Linked DNA regions of Homo sapiens: region 1 is linked to region 2. Evidence: read pairs that join two places in POLR2A ChIA-PET (ENCODE). Cell type or tissue: Panc1. All regions are shown on one strand. Each heading gives the region's core, and the rest is flanking DNA. Links, peaks and the distances in the headings are about the cores only.

Region 1 (8,615 bases), core at 309-8,308, 100 kb after region 2:
CGCCAGAGAAGAGGGGTACTAACATGAAGTTTCTCAACTGGACTAAACAGGGACATGGTCTCTGTGGCCCTTAAGAACTTTGTGCAGAGATAAGTGATTAATGCTATTGGAGTGTGGAGACAGTCTATTTTATTCACCACAGGGAATCCCAATCCCTAAAACAGTGCATGACATATGTGAGGACACCCTGCACATTTTCACACTTAATAATCCATCACAATTATAACACATAACTCAACAGTCATCACACTTAATAACTGATTGTTTAATGTCTCTTTCTCCACACACTGCAAGCTCTGTTCATTTCCTGGAGCTTACTATATAGTGAGAAGGTACTGTTCTAGGTGTCTGCAATATGTCTGTGCCAAAATAAAGATCCTTACCCTTTGTTTATTTAGCTCTGCACCCCTGTCCCCTAGCAGAGTATCCTGGTTTTCAGTAAATATTTACTGAATGAGTAAATGAATGAATCAGGAGGGGCAGGTGGGAGAAAAGGAAAAAAAAAAAACTACAGAGAAAAGGAAATATTTGGGTTTGATCTATTAACCCCCAGATTTTTATTAAAATCTTAACATGCTTATTATTAATACAAATGATCATTTTTATTATTTAACTCATCTTTAAAAGCAGAAGTGTCACCAAATATATTTTAATTCCAGCAATAAACTATGATCCAGGTTCTAAAAGAGGACACATGTTTTGCTTCTTTGTCAAATTTTTTCAAATTATATTCCCCAGAGCTTAGCCTGTGTTTGCGTTCATTGCTTTCCAAAAGGCGACTTTACTAGGCAAGTTTTCTGTCAGTAATTAGAAGCATTTATCTTAAAGCTCATTTGGTTTTAGCAGTGAGGTTACAGGCTGTCATCCACATTGTTATTGACTCCCTCAATTAGAGGCAATGGCATTTCACCTCCATGCAAAATATTAGTAAATTAATAATATCCACTCCGCATTCATTTGAGAAATCTGCTCTGCTTGTGATGACGAATGTGACAAGCAGGGAGTAATCAGAGACACTCTGGTAACACCTTTGAGCCTTACAAACATCAATTAAATCTGGCCCTGCACCTTACAGTTGGGGTTTGGTTTGTAGGGCAAATTTCTTTTTTTATGATACAATGTGGAAGTTAGTGTTGGTAACTGGTGAGAAAAACAAACAACAGCCTGTAATCCTAGCACTTTGGGAGGCCGAGGTGGGCAGATCATGAGGTCAGGAGTTCAAGACCAGCCTGGCCAACATGGTGAAACCCCATCTCTACTAAAAATACAAAAATTTAGCTGGGCGTGGTGGTGTGCACCTGTAATCCCAGCTACTTGGGAGGCTGAGGTAGGAGAATCGCTTGAACCCAGGAGATGGAGGTTGCAGTAAGCTGAGATCACGCCATTGCACTCCAGCCCAGGTGACAGAGCAAGACTCCAACTCAAAAAACCAAACCAAAACAAAACAAAAACCAAACAATAACCCCAACAAAACATAGCCACAGAAGCATCCACCCTGATTTTCCCAAATCTTTTCAATTACTCAATGCCTGCTTTAGATCAAAATATGAACCCTGGCATTGTGAACAATTTCCAGATCAGACTTACAACTCTGCGACATGACAACTTTGACTCAAAGAGCAAATCACGTTAAATATTTCTTTATGGTGCTAAAAAGATTGCAAAGAAATTATTCTTCAAATGTCATGTCTGTCTCTTTCAGGTCTAAGGGCATCCTAGTCTAATGAAGAGAGTTTTAACCCAGGAATTGTCAAGATCACAGGAGCTCTCTGGATGGGCTTCAGCTGATTTACCTAAAATTTGTGAAAAAAAGTCTTTATGTGCTTTTTATTGGGATGGGCATGCATCGCTTTGATTAGATTCTCTACAGAGGCTTGTAACCCAACTACACAAAACTCTTTGGTCCACTGGCCCGGGCCCGAGGGCTGAGAGGAGGATTCTGCCAAGGTCTGCCACCATCTAGCTGTCAAGCAGCTGCTGTGGTTTTAGTGTCCTCTTGCATAAAGTGCTTTCTTCAGATGACCCATTATCCTCTTTGTCTCCTCTACGCTTTAATGCTGGAATCTGATGCTGTGATTATCATAAATTTAGCTGAACCTTCACCTCTAATGTTCTAGATTCTAAAAACTGTACAAACTAATGATTCAGTGTCATCTTTCATTGGCACATTGAATATCATTAGCCATAAAACAAACTAAAAATTTAGGAAAACATTAATATTTGCATTGTATCAAAGGAGCAGAAGGGTGACTACCTCCCATTTTGATACATTATCACTTCTTTATGACAAGTCAAACCCTTAGGAAACTTTTTCTGTGAAGTCAGAACCTCATTTCTTTATGTAGTAGATCATGACAAACAACGCTTAAATCTATTATAACCCCACATCAACTGTGTGGTTATAAGTCTATCAATTTTGTTAGGCTTCCAAAGACAGACAAAAGAGTGGAGAGACTGGACAAATATTGCTTACAATCACCCAGACAGTTACTTTAAAACACTTTTTTACTTGAGGACTACAGAATTTTGGCCAAGGTTAAAATTTATCTTCTTTCATAAAAATCAATTAAATTAAAAAGAAAGTTTTTTTAAAAAAACATGATGGCTTAAAAAGGCAAATCAGGTCAAAATGATACATTTTTTTCCATTGGTTCTGTACCCCCCAAAAGCCACTTTTTAAGGTAAAGAGGATTTCTACATGAGAACATGGGCTAATGAGAAATCTGAAAGAGCGCTCTTGTATTGGACTTGTAAAAGTCGAGCTAACTTACTGTCATGATGAGCCCCTTTTCCTGGAAGTATTTAACCAATGGAGCAGCATTCTGCTTGAAGTTCATTAGTCTCCTTTGGGTAGCTTTTACATTGTCGTCTGGTCGGCCCTGCTGTTCTGCACGCTTCAGTAATCTTTCTTTGAGTCTCTGATTAGCACAAGCCAGGAATACCACCAAATCGGGGGTACAGATCTGTGGAGAGCATCAACAAATAGAGAGGCATTCAACATACCAACTAATGCATGTGTGGGCAGCTGCATTCATTTCCTTTTGTTCTGTGGAGGCTGCCATATATTTGGCCCTCTATGTTTTTGACAGTGTATTTCCAGGGCTGCTGCTCTACCCAAGGCCAGGAGCAGCCATTCCCACTGTAGTCCATGTAAATAGCATTCTCTAACTCATGTGGCCATATGCAGTAGCCAACACTTTTTATATATGCTCAAATAAGTTTCCAAGTTGAATTAAGAACAGTCTCAGCCAAACTTTGCTAAAAATATTATATATGCAACTTGATTTTAGATGGGAGGAACTACTGGGCCACAGATGTTCTCTACAGCAAACAAGTACTATTGTTATTATTACTATTTGGTGCCATTTAAAAATTATCTACTGTATGCCAGGCCCAATGCTGTTTCCTTAAGATATTGCTGGCTGGGCGTGGTGGCTCACACCTGTAATTTCAGCACTTTGGGAGGCTGAGGCGGGAGAATCATGAGGTCAGAAGTTCAATACCAGCCTGACCAACATGGTGAAACCGTCTCTACAGGTGGTGGCACGCACCTGTAATCCCAGCTACTCAGGAGTCTAAGGCAAGAGAATTGCTTGAACCTGGGAGGTGGAGGTTGCAGTGAGCTGAGATTGTGCCATTGCACTCCAGCCTGGGTGACAGAGCAAGACTCCATCTCAAAAAAAAAAAAAAAAAAAGATATTGCTAAATTTTACAACAATCTGCAAGGTAAATGTTATCTCCATTTCATAGATGAGCTGAGGCTCTGAGAAATTAAGTACTTGTCTGAGATCACATGGTCAGTAAAGTAAAAGTTAATGTTTGAACTCAAGTCTGTCTGGTCTAAGGCCTCTGTTCCTTTCACTATCACAAAGCACTAAAAGGCCCAAAGGTCTTCATAAATTTCAGAAAATACTAAGAAGTAGGATGAAAAGAACCTATGAAGTAAAAAGTTTCTATTTAACTAAATTAGAACTAGCATTGCATTTAAAACATAGCACGACTATATGAAGTGAATGCAGCTTACAACTGAGAATGGGACGAGGCAAAAAGACAGTTTGCATAGTGGTTTGAAGCAATAATCTCCAAAGTGTTTTACTGCCTCTTCACATTAGTAAATGTTTTAAGCATATGCCGCAATTACTTATTAATTTACAAATTATGCATGTACATATGATATGCATGTATTACTATACTAGTGCAGAATGCACATTGTAAAATATATATATGAAAATACAATTTTTAAAGGATGGGATTCTATTATTGTAATTTTAATGATTTTTTTCCCATATCACAGTGGTTTGCTTTGTGCACTCTGGAGACCACTAGTTAAAAAATGGACTTGGGAGGCTGGAAGACATGGATTCCAGTTTTTTTGCCCCAGGACTTACTAGCTGAACAACAGGCACATAATTTAATCTTGCTAAACCTCTATGTCCTTATCTGTCAATAGAGATACAGGAACTTACCTCCTTGAGTTATTATGAAGATTAAATAATATAAAATACATAGCATGTATGTTTCATGGCAGGTGCTCAATACATTTTAGCCACATTTACTATCTCTTAGTTTTCATGATTCTATGTGGTCCTGGTTCTCCTTTAACTTCTTATTTTTTATTTTGTTGTTTTGTCCTCTGCTCACATTTGTTCCTCCTCAGATCCCTGAAGTGGGGGTGTTTTCCAAGGCTTAGATCATACTCTTCCCTCTCCAGGTTCTCACTCTTTCAGTGCCCTTCCACTGTTTTGGTTTCAACCACTACCTTTTGCTGATAAAGTTCAAATCTACACTGTCAGCACTGACTTTCAATAGTACCCAGTTCTATGTTTTCAAATGTCTATGTGACAGCTCTATTTACATCTGAATGTTACCTGTGACTCAGCAAGACCAAAAATTAATCTCAGCAACTTCCCACCTAAATAAAATCTCAACTTATTTATTTTTATTGTAGCAACACTCCTTTCCTAAATCTCTTAGCTAGAAGACTTAGTATCTATTCTAACCCTTACCCATCTAAACTTCTATCTATCCAAGTTATCACTGTTGCCTATTGATTTTGTCTTTAAAACATTGTTCAAATGGCCAGGTGCATTGGCTCATGCCTGTAATCCCAGCACTTTGGGAAGCTGAGGCAGGCAGATCATGAGGTCAGGAGTTCGAGACCAGTCTGGCCAAAATGGCAAAACCCCGTCTCTACTAAAAATAAAAAAAATAGCCGGGTGCGATGGCGTGTGCCTGTAGTCCCAGCTACTCAGGACACAGAGACAGGAGAATCACTTGAACCCGGGAAGCGGAGGTTGCAGTGAGCTGAGATCGTGCCATTGCACTCCAGCCTGGGTGACAAGAGCAAGACTCTGTCTCAAAAAAAAAAAAAAAATAAAAAGAAAACATTGTTCAGATGTCTCGTCTTCAATTCTCATTGCCACTGTGTAAGCACAGGCGTATGCTAGGAAAGGTGATTAGGAGCATGGATTGTAGAATCAGACAATACTGAGTTTGAATCTAGAATCTGCCTTCTATTCGTTGTTTGTCCTTGTGCAAATTGTTCAATCCCTTTGAACCTCAGTTTTCCCCGCTGCAAAGTAAGGAATAAACTCCCAACTCAGAAGTTAGTATTTCCCAATTTTTAAACAACATGCAAATCATTTTTGAGAAACCTTAAAAAATTAGAGAATCACTTGTAGTATTTGTATGATATATGATAAAGAGATTACCTGAAGTTAAAGCTTTTATTTTTATCAAATATTATGTTATAAAATTCATAGTTAACATAATTACCAGTAACATCCAGCTTCAGCCACTATAATAAAAGATATAATTTAAAATTTACTTTAAATAAATTACATAAGAAATTTTTTTGACAAATAAAATGATATATTGTGCTTGGTTTGGAGATAACGCATATTAAAATATAAGAAAAAACTTCTAACTCAGCATTGAATGCAGATAAAAACTTGCATTTTTAAATTTTTGCATTTTGCACTGAAATGTTTTACTTTAATACATTTTGTGTTTATTTTAGTCTGTTAATGTAAGTGCTTCTCTTTGCTTGACACAGTAAGGCCATGGATAGCCTTCTACCTATGTGGGATTACTACAACAATTACAATCATCACTATATTTTGTCTTTTACTACAGGTATTGGCTTTTGAAACACTAGCGACAGCTTGAAATTTATGTGGTTTTTTAATACTTTGAATAAAATTGCATTTTGTTTATGTATGTTTTTAGTTAGACTTTTTCCAAGCAGTTTTAGGTTTACAGAAAAATTGAGTGGAATACATAAGATTTTTGATCAATAAATGCAACTTCAGGCCTGAAAAAGATGACCTTGAAATGAATCTGCTAAGCTATTTAATGTTATAACTGTGATTAATTTGCTGTCTTTCCTTGGTATAAATTAATGCCATATGACTAGTTCAGTGGAAACCTTACAGGCCAGGAGAGAGTAGCATGACATATTTAAAATGCTGAAGGAAAAAAATACCATTACCCTGGAATAGCATATCCAGCAAAAATATCCTTCAAACATGAAGGAGAAATAAAGACTTTCCCAGACAAACAAAAGCTGAGAGATTTCATCAACACCAGACCTGTCCTACAAGAAATGCTAAAGGGAGTACTTCAACCAGAAAGAAAAGTTAGTTAATGAGCAATAAGAAATCATATGAAGGTAGAAAACTCACTGGCAATAGTAAGTACACACACACAAAAAAAACCACAGAATATTATAATACTGTAGCTGTAGTGTGTAAGCTACTTTTATCCTAAGTAGAAAGACTAAATGATGCACCAGTCAAAAATAATAACGATGATAACTTTACAAGACATAAGATATAAATAAAAACAACAAAAAAGTTTAAAAATGAGGGGATGAAGTTAAGGCATAGAGTTTTTATTAGTTGTCTTTTTGCTTGCTTGTTTATGCAAACAGTGTTGTTATCAGATTAAAATATGGGTTATGGCCAGGTACAGTGGCTCATGCCTGTAATCCTAGCACTTTGGGAGGCTGAGGTGGGCAGATCATGAGGTTAAGAGATCGAGACCATCCTGACCAACATGGTGAAACCCTGTCTCCACTAAAAATACAAAAAGTAGCTGGGCGTGGTGGCGCATGCCTGTAGTCCCAGCTATTCGGGAGGCTGAGGCAGGAGAATCACTTGAACCCGGGAGGCGGAGGTTGCAGTGAGATGAGATCGCGCCACTGCACTCCAGCCTGGCAACAGAGTGAGACTCCATCTCAAAAAAAAAAAAAAAGGGTTATAAGATAGTATGTGCAAGCCTCATGGTAACCTCAAACCAAAAAACATACAATGAATACACAAATAAATAAAAAGCATGAATGAGATTGGTGCCCTCATAAGATAGAAACCAGAGATTCCCTGTCCCTTTCACCATGTGAGTGCACAGAGAAAAGACCGCTATGAACCAGGAAGCAGGCCCTCACTAGACACCAAATATGCCAGTGCCTTGATCTTGCACTTCTTAGCCTCCAGAACTGTGAGAAGTAAATTTCCACTGTTTTTAAGCCTGGATAAATAGATAAATAACATATGACTGGGAGTAAAAAAGATTAAAATACAAAATAGCCAAGATCACCACAGCAGGTAGGCGTAATCAGCTGACTGCTCCACCCCAGCCATAAGGATGCTCATGGGATTCCTTGTAACCCCTGCATACATTATGGCCTGATGTTCTCCAATAGTGCTCCATTTTAAAGGGAAAATATACTTAAATTGTTTATGTTTTCCCAAAACTTTAGTAGCAGACATCATTCTATTTTAAAAGATGTGAAGACCCCAGAAAGTTTTTAAGAAATTCACTGTGAAATGTTGAGAAGTATCAGCAAACAAAACAGTGGTCATAAGATCCTTTGCATCCTTTTCCTTAGCGTATGTTCTCAAAAAATATGTGCTGATTGAATGAGTGAATAAATAAGTTACAAAAAAAAAAAAAAACCCAAAAAACTGAGGCATCACTTTTGTCTACATGGAAGTAAACTTTCAAATTATTGATATTGTTTCTCCTGCGGAATCAACAAATTCAGTCTTTTTTTCTTCTTTCATTACACAGACAACTCAATCTTCCTCTGTCCATTTTTAAAGCCTTTACTTGAATGACTGTTCTGTTAAAAGAACCTGTGACTGCCTTTGTATAAGCAAAGACATATTCATTGTGTCAGACTGCAAAGTGAGCTCATTTTAATGCTCCTTGTTCTTAACTGTCAGTACTTTTGACTGCCCTATTCTTTATGAAGAAGTGTTAGAAGGTCTAGACTCCATAATTCAGATAAGCTAAACTGTCAGAAAACAGAAAGTAAAGTACTAAAGAAAAGAGAAAATCACAGTTGAAACAAAAACTTTCTAAAAAAAGGAAAAAAGACAGACAACTGGACTTTGCTATCATTTAACATGGAGGTAATTTCTGGACAGAGCTTTCAACAGATCACAGGGTTAGGGGACAAAAAGTGATATATGGGGCCCACCCAGGGGAAGAGGCTCTAGAAAGTAACCACACCAAACCCCACCCCCAGGCTTTTGTTGGACTCCAAAATGGTATACCATCAGAGTATGTGTGAACCACCCTTAGATAACTAAATTTCATTTAGGATACTCTCA
Region 2 (8,615 bases), core at 121-8,120:
ATATGTGTCAATCTGTTCCACTATAATAATTATTTTACTATATAGATGTATCTCTTAACATCATGTTGTATACCTTACACATATACAATAAAGTTTACTTAAAATATTTAAAAAATAAATTAGAAAAAAATATTTTTCTTGATTTAGAAGCTCAATATCACTATGGAAATTCAGTTGAACACACACACACACACACACACACACACACACACACACACACACACAGACTCCCCACAGTAAACTCTGTTCTGGCCATGGAATGCGGCATTATTATTTTATTCATTAAATCTATTTGGATCTCTACAGTGTCCCTGTCACAGTGCAGTGGACACAAAAGAAGTACTGATAGGCCCTCCCTCTCAAGAAGGAAAGAAAGAAGAAGAAATACTTCCTGGATGGTCTACTGTGCTAGGTGCTTTTACATAGATTATCTCTTTTAATCAAAATAGTCTGCAAGTTATGTCAGTTTTACAGACAAATGCAGGCTTGAAGAGGTTAAGTATCTTGCACCTTGCAATTTGATCCATGTCTATCTGGGTTAAGACTCCATGCTCTTGTTTGTAATGGATGCATATAGCATACAGGAGACAGTTAGGGAGTAATACGAGTCAGTACACAATGAATTATAAAATTAAATACCAGTTGAGCACCCCAGACCAGAAAAAATCTGAAATCCCAAACACTTCTAGTCTCAATAATTTTGAGTAAGAGATACTCAACATGTATAATCAAGTGCTAAGACTTAAGGTATGAGCCTCTAATGCTTTAGGAGTTCAGTGGCAGGAAATTAATGTTTAATTATTACAGAAGATCTCAAGTCAGAAGATGCAGAATTTAATTTTAAATCCCGGTAGGTGTGAAAGTTGTCAGAATCAAAATGGAGTCAGTTGTGTTAAAAACAACCTTGAAAAATGGAGACAGAGAAGGTCATGAAGGAAGGGTTCTCATGCACAAATGCCTGATAAAACAATAAAAAAATTCTGCAAACCCCACAATTTTACACAAAGGCCATTGCTACTTGACACAAAAAATGCTTCTGGGAGGACATCTGCCAAGCAATTGCCCATCCAACCTTGGACTGACACCATCCTTGTTATTGATCCTTGCAGCCAAGGATAATTATCTCAAAACAATTATGCAGATGGTGACATCAGCAAGATGGCTGTCTAGAAGTCCTTAGCGCTTGTCCCCTCAACAAAGACAGATAAAACAATGAAGAAATAATTACATTTTAATAAAAATAACTGAAGGAGGGCACTGAAGTACATCCAAACAATAACAGAAACTCCGGGGAGCACAGAAACTCAGGATGGTCACACAGAGAACAGAAGGAAACACCTGACTTCCACCACCCTATCCCCCAGCTAGGATAAGCTGGGAACCTGGAGGAACTTCTCTCCATAGGGAAAAAGTAAGCAAGAGGATCGCAGCAGCTCCTGTCAGCACCTTGGATACCTACAGTCCTTACCACTGGGGTCCTCTGCAGCCCTCACAAGCACTTAAGCCCAGTTGAAGGAGCTGCCTGGAGTCCATATAGCTCTCTTCCCTCTAGAGAAGGAGCCCCACCCTCTGTGCCCACATGGCTACTGCCCTACACACCATCTTGGAAATGGAATTACTGCTGGAGTGTATCTTGCTCTGGGTGCGAGTAGCCATGGCAGTCTTTCATCCCTGAGTCTAAACTGCTTTTGAATCATCCCTGCCCATGGCTTGACATCCCTAAGCTGAGTTTTGAGCCACTGTCATACCTTTCCCCATCTGTTACCACTACACAGTGCCTCATGTCTAGGGACCCGAGTTGCCACCAAGCCCTACTGGTTCAGGCTTCCAAATTGCAGCCATATCCTGTGCCCTGGGCTAAAACCTCCAGAGTATCCTTTATTTCTTGGAGTCAGGCCAGGGCTGTGCCCTGCCTCCCAGGGCAGAATCACAGCTACAACCCAACCTCCTGGACCCAAGCTGCTAGGGGGTACCTCAGAGTCACAGATCCTGGCTCTGTGAACAACCTACCTCCAACGCTGCCACAGAGAGCAAATCTGCACCCCAATACCCAAGTGTCACAATAGGTTTGAGAGATCTTGAGCACAGAACTCTGGCCCCACAGCCACTCTGGGCACCTGCCTCTGTGACCAGTGCCACTGCAATTGCTTCTAGGCTGTGTCAGACCTGACATCAAGAAGGATCCTCTCAGCTAAGTGTCCCCATTGTGGGGAAAATAAGAATAGGAAGACCCCGGAAGCCCTTGCCACTGAGGATATTAACAATAAACACTGCCACTACAGCTACCACAAAGTCCTACAGCCTAAACCACTGAGGTGCCTACAGTTATTACTGATGTTCAACACAGCCAGAGAAGCTGCAGAGAGACTATAAAATGGCACCTACTTGGAAACAGAGTCACCACATCTTTCCCAACGAGCACACCAGGACCCAACTGTAGATGAGTCTTTTTCTATGAAAGCCACTCTAGAAAGTTTGGAAGAGGTGATTGTTCCACTAAATGCACAGACATGAATGCAGGGACACATAAAACATAAAAGAGCATGGAAGTTTAATATCACTAAAGGAACATAACTCTCTAGTAAGAGACCCCAATAAAAAGTAAATCAATGAATTGATGGAAAAGGAATTAAAAAATAATTATCTTAAGGAAACTCAATGATGTACTAGAAAATACAGATGGACAATTCAATAAAATCAAGAAAACAATTCATGATATGAATGAGAAGTACAACAGAGATATCATTTAAAAAACCAAACAGAAATCCCGCAGCTAAAGAATTCAATTAATGAAATAAAAAATGCAATAGAGAGCTGAAAAAGCAGACTTTATCAAGCAGAACAAAGAACCTCTGGCTGAGCACGGTGGCTCACGCCTGTAATCTCAGCACTTTGGGAGGCCAAGGCAGGTGAATTACCTGAGGTCAGGAGTTGGAGACCAGCCTGGCCAACATGGCGAAACCCCGTCTCTACTAAAAATACAAAAATTAGCTGGGCATGGTGGGCTCCTGTAATCCCAGCTTCTTGGGAGGCTGAGGCAGAAGAATAGCTTAAACCTGGGAGGTGGAGGTTGCAGTGAGCTGAGATTGCATGCCATTGCACTCCAGCCTGGGTGACAGAGTGAGACTGTCTCAAAAAACAAAACAACAAAAAAAAAAAGAGCCTCTGAACTTGAATATAGGCCATTATAAATTATACAGTTAGAGAAAAAAAAAGAATGAAAAAGACAAAAGACTGAAGACAGCCTACAAGACTTATGGGACACCATTAAGTGAACAAATATTTTTATTCTGGAAGTTGGAAGTTTCAGAAAGAGAAGATGTTGTAAAGGGTGTAAAAAAGCCTATTTAATGATGTAATAGCTAGAAACTTCCCAAGTCTGAGGGGATATATGGACATTCAAATCCAGGAAGCTCAAAAGTCCCCAAACAGATTCAACCCAAAAAGTCCTCTCCAAAGTACACTATAGTCAAATTATCAAAAATCAAAGGCAAAGAGAGAATTTTAAAAACAGTAAGAGAAAAGCATAGAGCTACTTATAAGGGAATCCCTATTAGAGGAACAGCAGATTTCTCAGGAGAAACCTTATAGGCCAGAAGAAAATGAGATGACATATTCAAAGAATGGCAAAAAATTGTCAGTCAAGAATAGCATATCCAACAAAACTACCCTTCAGAAATGAGGGAGAAATAAAGTCTTTCCCAGACAACCAAAAACTGAGAAAATTTGAAAGCACTAGACTGGCTTCACAAGAAATGCTCAAGGGAGCCCTACACCTGGAAGCAAAAAGATCATCATCATCATTACGAAAAAACATGAAAGTATAAAACTCACTGGTGGAATAGATACACCAAAGAGAAAGAAAAGAATCAAAGCTTATCACTACAAAAAACCCACCAAACTGCAATAACAATAAATAAGAAAGCAAGAACAAAGGATATACAAAACCCCAGAAAGCAGTATGCTGAAGAGATATAGCACTTCCAAGTTTATTGCAGCACTGTTTACAATAACAAAGATATGGAATCAACCTGAGTGTCCATCAATGGATGAATGAATAAGGAAAATGAGATATACATACATACATATATATGTATGTATATACATATACATGTATACATACATATATATGTATATACATACATATTCTTTTTTATGGCCAAATTTTATATAAATACTGTCATTTGCAGCAATATGGATGGAACTGGAGGACATTATGTTAAGTGAAATAAGCCAGGCACAAAAAGATAAATATCACAGTTCTGACTCATATGCAAGGGCTAAAAAAGTAAATATCATGGAGGCAGAGAGTTAAATGTTGGTTACCAGAGGCTAGGAAGAGTGATGAGGGAGAGGAGGTGAAGAGAGGTTGGTTAATGGGTATAAAAATGCAGTTAGATAAAAAGAATAATTTCTAGTTTTTGATAGCAAAGTAGGGTGACTATAGTTAATAATTCATTGTGTATTTCAAAATGGCTAGATTTGTAATGTTCCCAATGTAAAGAAATGATAAATGTTTGAGGTGATAGATATCCTAATTACCTGATCATTACACATTGTATGCGTGCACCAAAATATCACCTGTTCCCCATATGTACAATATGTATCAATAAAAATTATGTAATCTTCCTCATTTTTCCTTTAGAAAATGTTCGCTTCCTTTGCCTCCCTAAATATGCACATAGATTACTACAGCAAATGTATTCCCATGGCAATGTACATTCCCAAATAAATATTATTTTCTTTCAGAGAGTCTCTCTCTCTCTTATTTAGGATTATATAAATGGTGTCAGAAGTGAGATCTAAGTCAGCTCACCTTAGATAGATTATCAGCCCCTGAAATGGAGAGCAGTATCACCTGAGCCCTTTGTGCTCTTCGTTTCTACGAGTCGCCTTTTTGGTCCTGGAGAATTTCTTCTCAGATTTTCTGACTCTCTCCCTTTGGTGAGTTTTTTGGACATTATTTGGGATCTGATTTGATTGTAAGGCCACCTTAATAATGGACCTTGCATTCCCCCTGGAATGATAAAAACTTTTGTCTTTTCTGGCAAGCCCTTTCTGGTTTAAGGACAATGTTCTTCTGGTTCGAGTACTCTGGTTTTTATAGAACGTGTACTTTGTTTGTGATGCATGTCTCTTCTGGTGAATTCACTTTTGGTCTGCATGCCTAGTTTGATATTTTGGTTGATTAGCATGCCTGGCTTAACATTTTTGTGAGCACTCTAATTTTGGTTTCATTTTGGTCTGGTTATGCACATCTATAAATAATTTGAATCTTGTACTTTTTTTCTCTTCTTGCTTGCTTTTGAACATCTTCCCAGAGCAAAAATAAACATACAAAGTGGTAGGTGTGAGATGGCCAATTAAAAGCCACTATCTAAAATACCAAACTCCTGACATTCCCTGATAGAATGCATAGATTTCTTTTCTCTCAAGAGATTAATAAGAAACAAAACGAGATTCTCAAACATTAAGGCATGCCAGTTTTTCTGGGACTCCAGCCAGCTACATGGTTTTTCCTCATGCATGTTTTTAAACCAATGGCCATCTTAGGCGTTATTTGAACTCCCCAAGCTTGTTTTTTTTTTTTTTTTTTTTTTTTTTTTTTGTACCAAATATAGGGTTAAAACAAAATGCTGGTATGTAGAGGCTCTCAACTTCTTTTTTTCTCCTTTTTTTCCCCATCTCTGCTTCTCTGAATCTGCTTTTTCACTTGTATTAAAATAACCTAATTTTGCTAGTTTCCAAAGCTACTTACAAGTTTTTTAAAGAGCATTTCAGCCAAAATAACAAAAAAAGAGAGGGCTTTCAAATTACAGTAGTTCCATGACAGCCAACAAGCTATCCAGTACACCTAAGAGTCATCCCTTTTGGAAATGTTAATTTAGTTTTGATTGACTAGCAATTGCTTAGGGTGATTTAACAATTGCTTTAGTTAATTAAAAGCTAGATAGTCTAAGAAGGAAAGAACTAGATTAAGGTTTACAAAAGTTAGGCTCTCAGATCAAACAGGTCGAAATCTTGAGCTCAGGGGAATAATAGAAGGTATCTTTGACATAAAAATTTTGCTTTGTCTGCTGTATGTGAGCCAGGAAAAGCTGAGGGGAAAAAAAAACCCTTTAAATACCTTTTTCTAAAATGCTTTCCTGCCTGCATCGACTAATCAAGTAAATCAGACAAACAAATAAAAAGATAAATTTATTGCCGGAATTCAAGGCCACCGGGGTATTTTGTTTTTCTACACAATTTAGTTGGTGCTATCTAAAATGAAAATGTTTGAATATTTAACCTCTGTACCAGTTTAAAACTTGAAGGAGAAAAAGAGGTTTCTAAAAATCAAACTGCTGTGGAAACTGCTTTACCCAAAGCTTTGGTCCACAGCCTTCATAAGATCACCTATCAGGGCAAATAAAATTTAGCCATGTGAACAGGTCCCATTTTGTCAGAAATATAATTTGGATTCAACTGTCCTTTTATAAACTGGTAAGTTTAAATTACTATGTTTTGCTGTCTCATGATTAACATTTCAAAATGAAAGCTAAAGAATCTGCTTCGATGTATTCATGTTGTCTGTATGTTTTTATGTTGCATGTATGTATTTTTCTACCAAAATATATCAAAGAGCTAATTAATTAATTAATTAAAGGGAAAAATTAAGCACTTCAATCAAGTATGTTATCAAAAACATAATAGCCACCTCAAAGTTTTTAAGTTCACCTGACTTGGGTAAATGTTTGATAAGTAAACTGATTTTAAAATTGTTGATAAAATAAAAACAGAAATGTCTTAAGAATTGTCAGCAAAGATTTGTGCCTGAGTTTACTGGTCAGGCAGTTTTACATTTATCTTTGTTAGATATATTTTAAGGAGTCAGTGTTTGACATGAATGTCATAGAACTATGAATCCATCCTAAAAAGAGAACGATCTTTGTTTATGTAATTCCTTGATAAGTAATACTAATTTAATATTGTTGATTTAATGAAAGCAGCTGTATTTTCTGAGTTATTGGCAAGATACTGAAGTATTTAACTTTATGGTTCTTAGTTGGGTGAGGAATGCTTAATAGTCACAGCCTGTAAAAACGGCTAACAAGGAATTAGCCTGAAATAATTACTAGCCTTGTCTAATATCTTAGTTTTCATAAGTAATATAGTTATAATTGTTAAAAATAAACAAATTAGGTGAATGTAAATGGTATAATCATTTATAAATTAATTCTTCTTAGTTTCAAAAAATCTTTTTGATAACTTAAAATTTTAAAGTTATGTTAAATTAAGTAACAGATACTCATTAAGTATCTGGGTCATTTCAAAATAAGATAAAATATTGAAACAAATTGCTGAACACAAATATAAGTTTGTTCTTGGCTTCTTAAATTTTATAGAAAAACAAATATATTTGGGTTCATTAATACACATTAAAATTATGAGGAAACATGTTTCCAAAATTATAAAATCATTCTTATATATAAAATACTGATATGGAACAGTTCAAAATTTCTTGCTTCCTACACTTTCATTAGAAATTAATGTTACTAAGAGTTTGAATTTTAATTAACATATATAATTCTGTATACAAAGCATACCAATAAATGTAAAATGTGTTTTGGGAGGAGAAGTTATAAGAAAGGGATAAAAATATGTTCTTTGTTGAGAAAAAGAAAAATTTGTCTAATTTAGAGGTTATTTAAAGATTGTTTCAAAATACGAATTTAGAAAGGAAATAGAAACAAGACAGAAAGGAACCAGTAAGTAGGAAACAGAGATGTGAAGAAAGTTTTAAGTGTGAAGATGTATTTTTGGCATGGAATGTTAGAAGTGAATAATTTTTCAAAATAACAAGGGAACAAGGAAAGTAAATTTTTATCCTAAGGTGACTTGTTATTTTAAAAAGCGAATGTATAGGACAAAACTAACGGCTTAAGCATGCCATCAAAGGTCTGTGCAGATCGTGAAAGGTTTTTGAGGGATGAATTTTATAAAAGGAGTTTTGTGTGTGTAATCAAGTTTGCTATAAATAAAAGGGAATTATGTATATCTTTCTAAGGATTAAGGATTATATACATAACTTAGTTTATAAGTTAAAACTTAATTTACAACTAAGATATAAAACTAAGATTTTGGTTTCTTATATTAGAACAACAGAGTTTTCTTGAAGTACTAATCTGCTCTTAGTAAAATTTGTGAAAGTCTTTGATTTTTAATTCTGTAAAATTTCAGCCATCTTCTAAACTGCAGCTTCTTTTTTTTTTTTTTTTGAGACAGAGTCTTGCTCTGTCACCAGGCTGGAGTGCTGGCGCCATCTTGGCTCACTGCAACTTCTGCCTTCCGGGTTCAAACGATTCTCCTGCCTCAGCCTCCTGAGTAGCTGGGACTGCAGGTGTACGCCACCATGCCAAGCTAATTTTTATATTTTTAATGGAGATGGGGTTTCACCATGTAGGCCACGATGGTCTCGGTCTCTTCACCCTGTGATCCCCTGGCTTCAGCCTCCCAAAGTGCTGGGATTACAGGCGTGAGCCACCATGCCCAGCCTCTGTTTTACAGTCTATTTACTTTCCCTAGTTTCAAATTAAAAGTGCTATGTTCTTCATTTAGGATGGTAATTTCATTTC

Evidence for each region. ChIA-PET counts read pairs that join two places held together with the same protein. Peaks named below come from ENCODE experiments on the same cell type or tissue, not always from the same donor. Only the 100,000 strongest peaks of a DNase experiment are listed, where the experiment ranks them.
Region 1: POLR2A ChIA-PET joins it to region 2 with 10 read pairs; 3 of 35 experiments call an interaction of 5 or more read pairs at or near these places.

Annotation. Positions count from the first base shown.
Region 1 is chr1:77,334,725-77,343,339 of GRCh38, reverse strand. It overlaps AK5 (adenylate kinase 5), which reads right to left. Exons shown (of 14, transcript NM_174858.3): 6 at 2,772-2,963. Among named protein-coding and RNA genes, the nearest start is that of AK5, 57 kb to the right of the region's middle. In Panc1, for the core only: no CTCF peak of the experiment used is centred there; a DNase peak (open chromatin) is centred at 349.
Region 2 is chr1:77,435,288-77,443,902 of GRCh38, reverse strand. All of the region lies in intron 8 of AK5 (adenylate kinase 5), which reads right to left. LOC124904202 (a long non-coding RNA gene) reads left to right here and starts at 6,299. Exons shown (of 2, transcript XR_007066178.1): 1 at 6,299-6,483. In Panc1, for the core only: no CTCF peak of the experiment used is centred there; no DNase peak of the experiment used is centred there.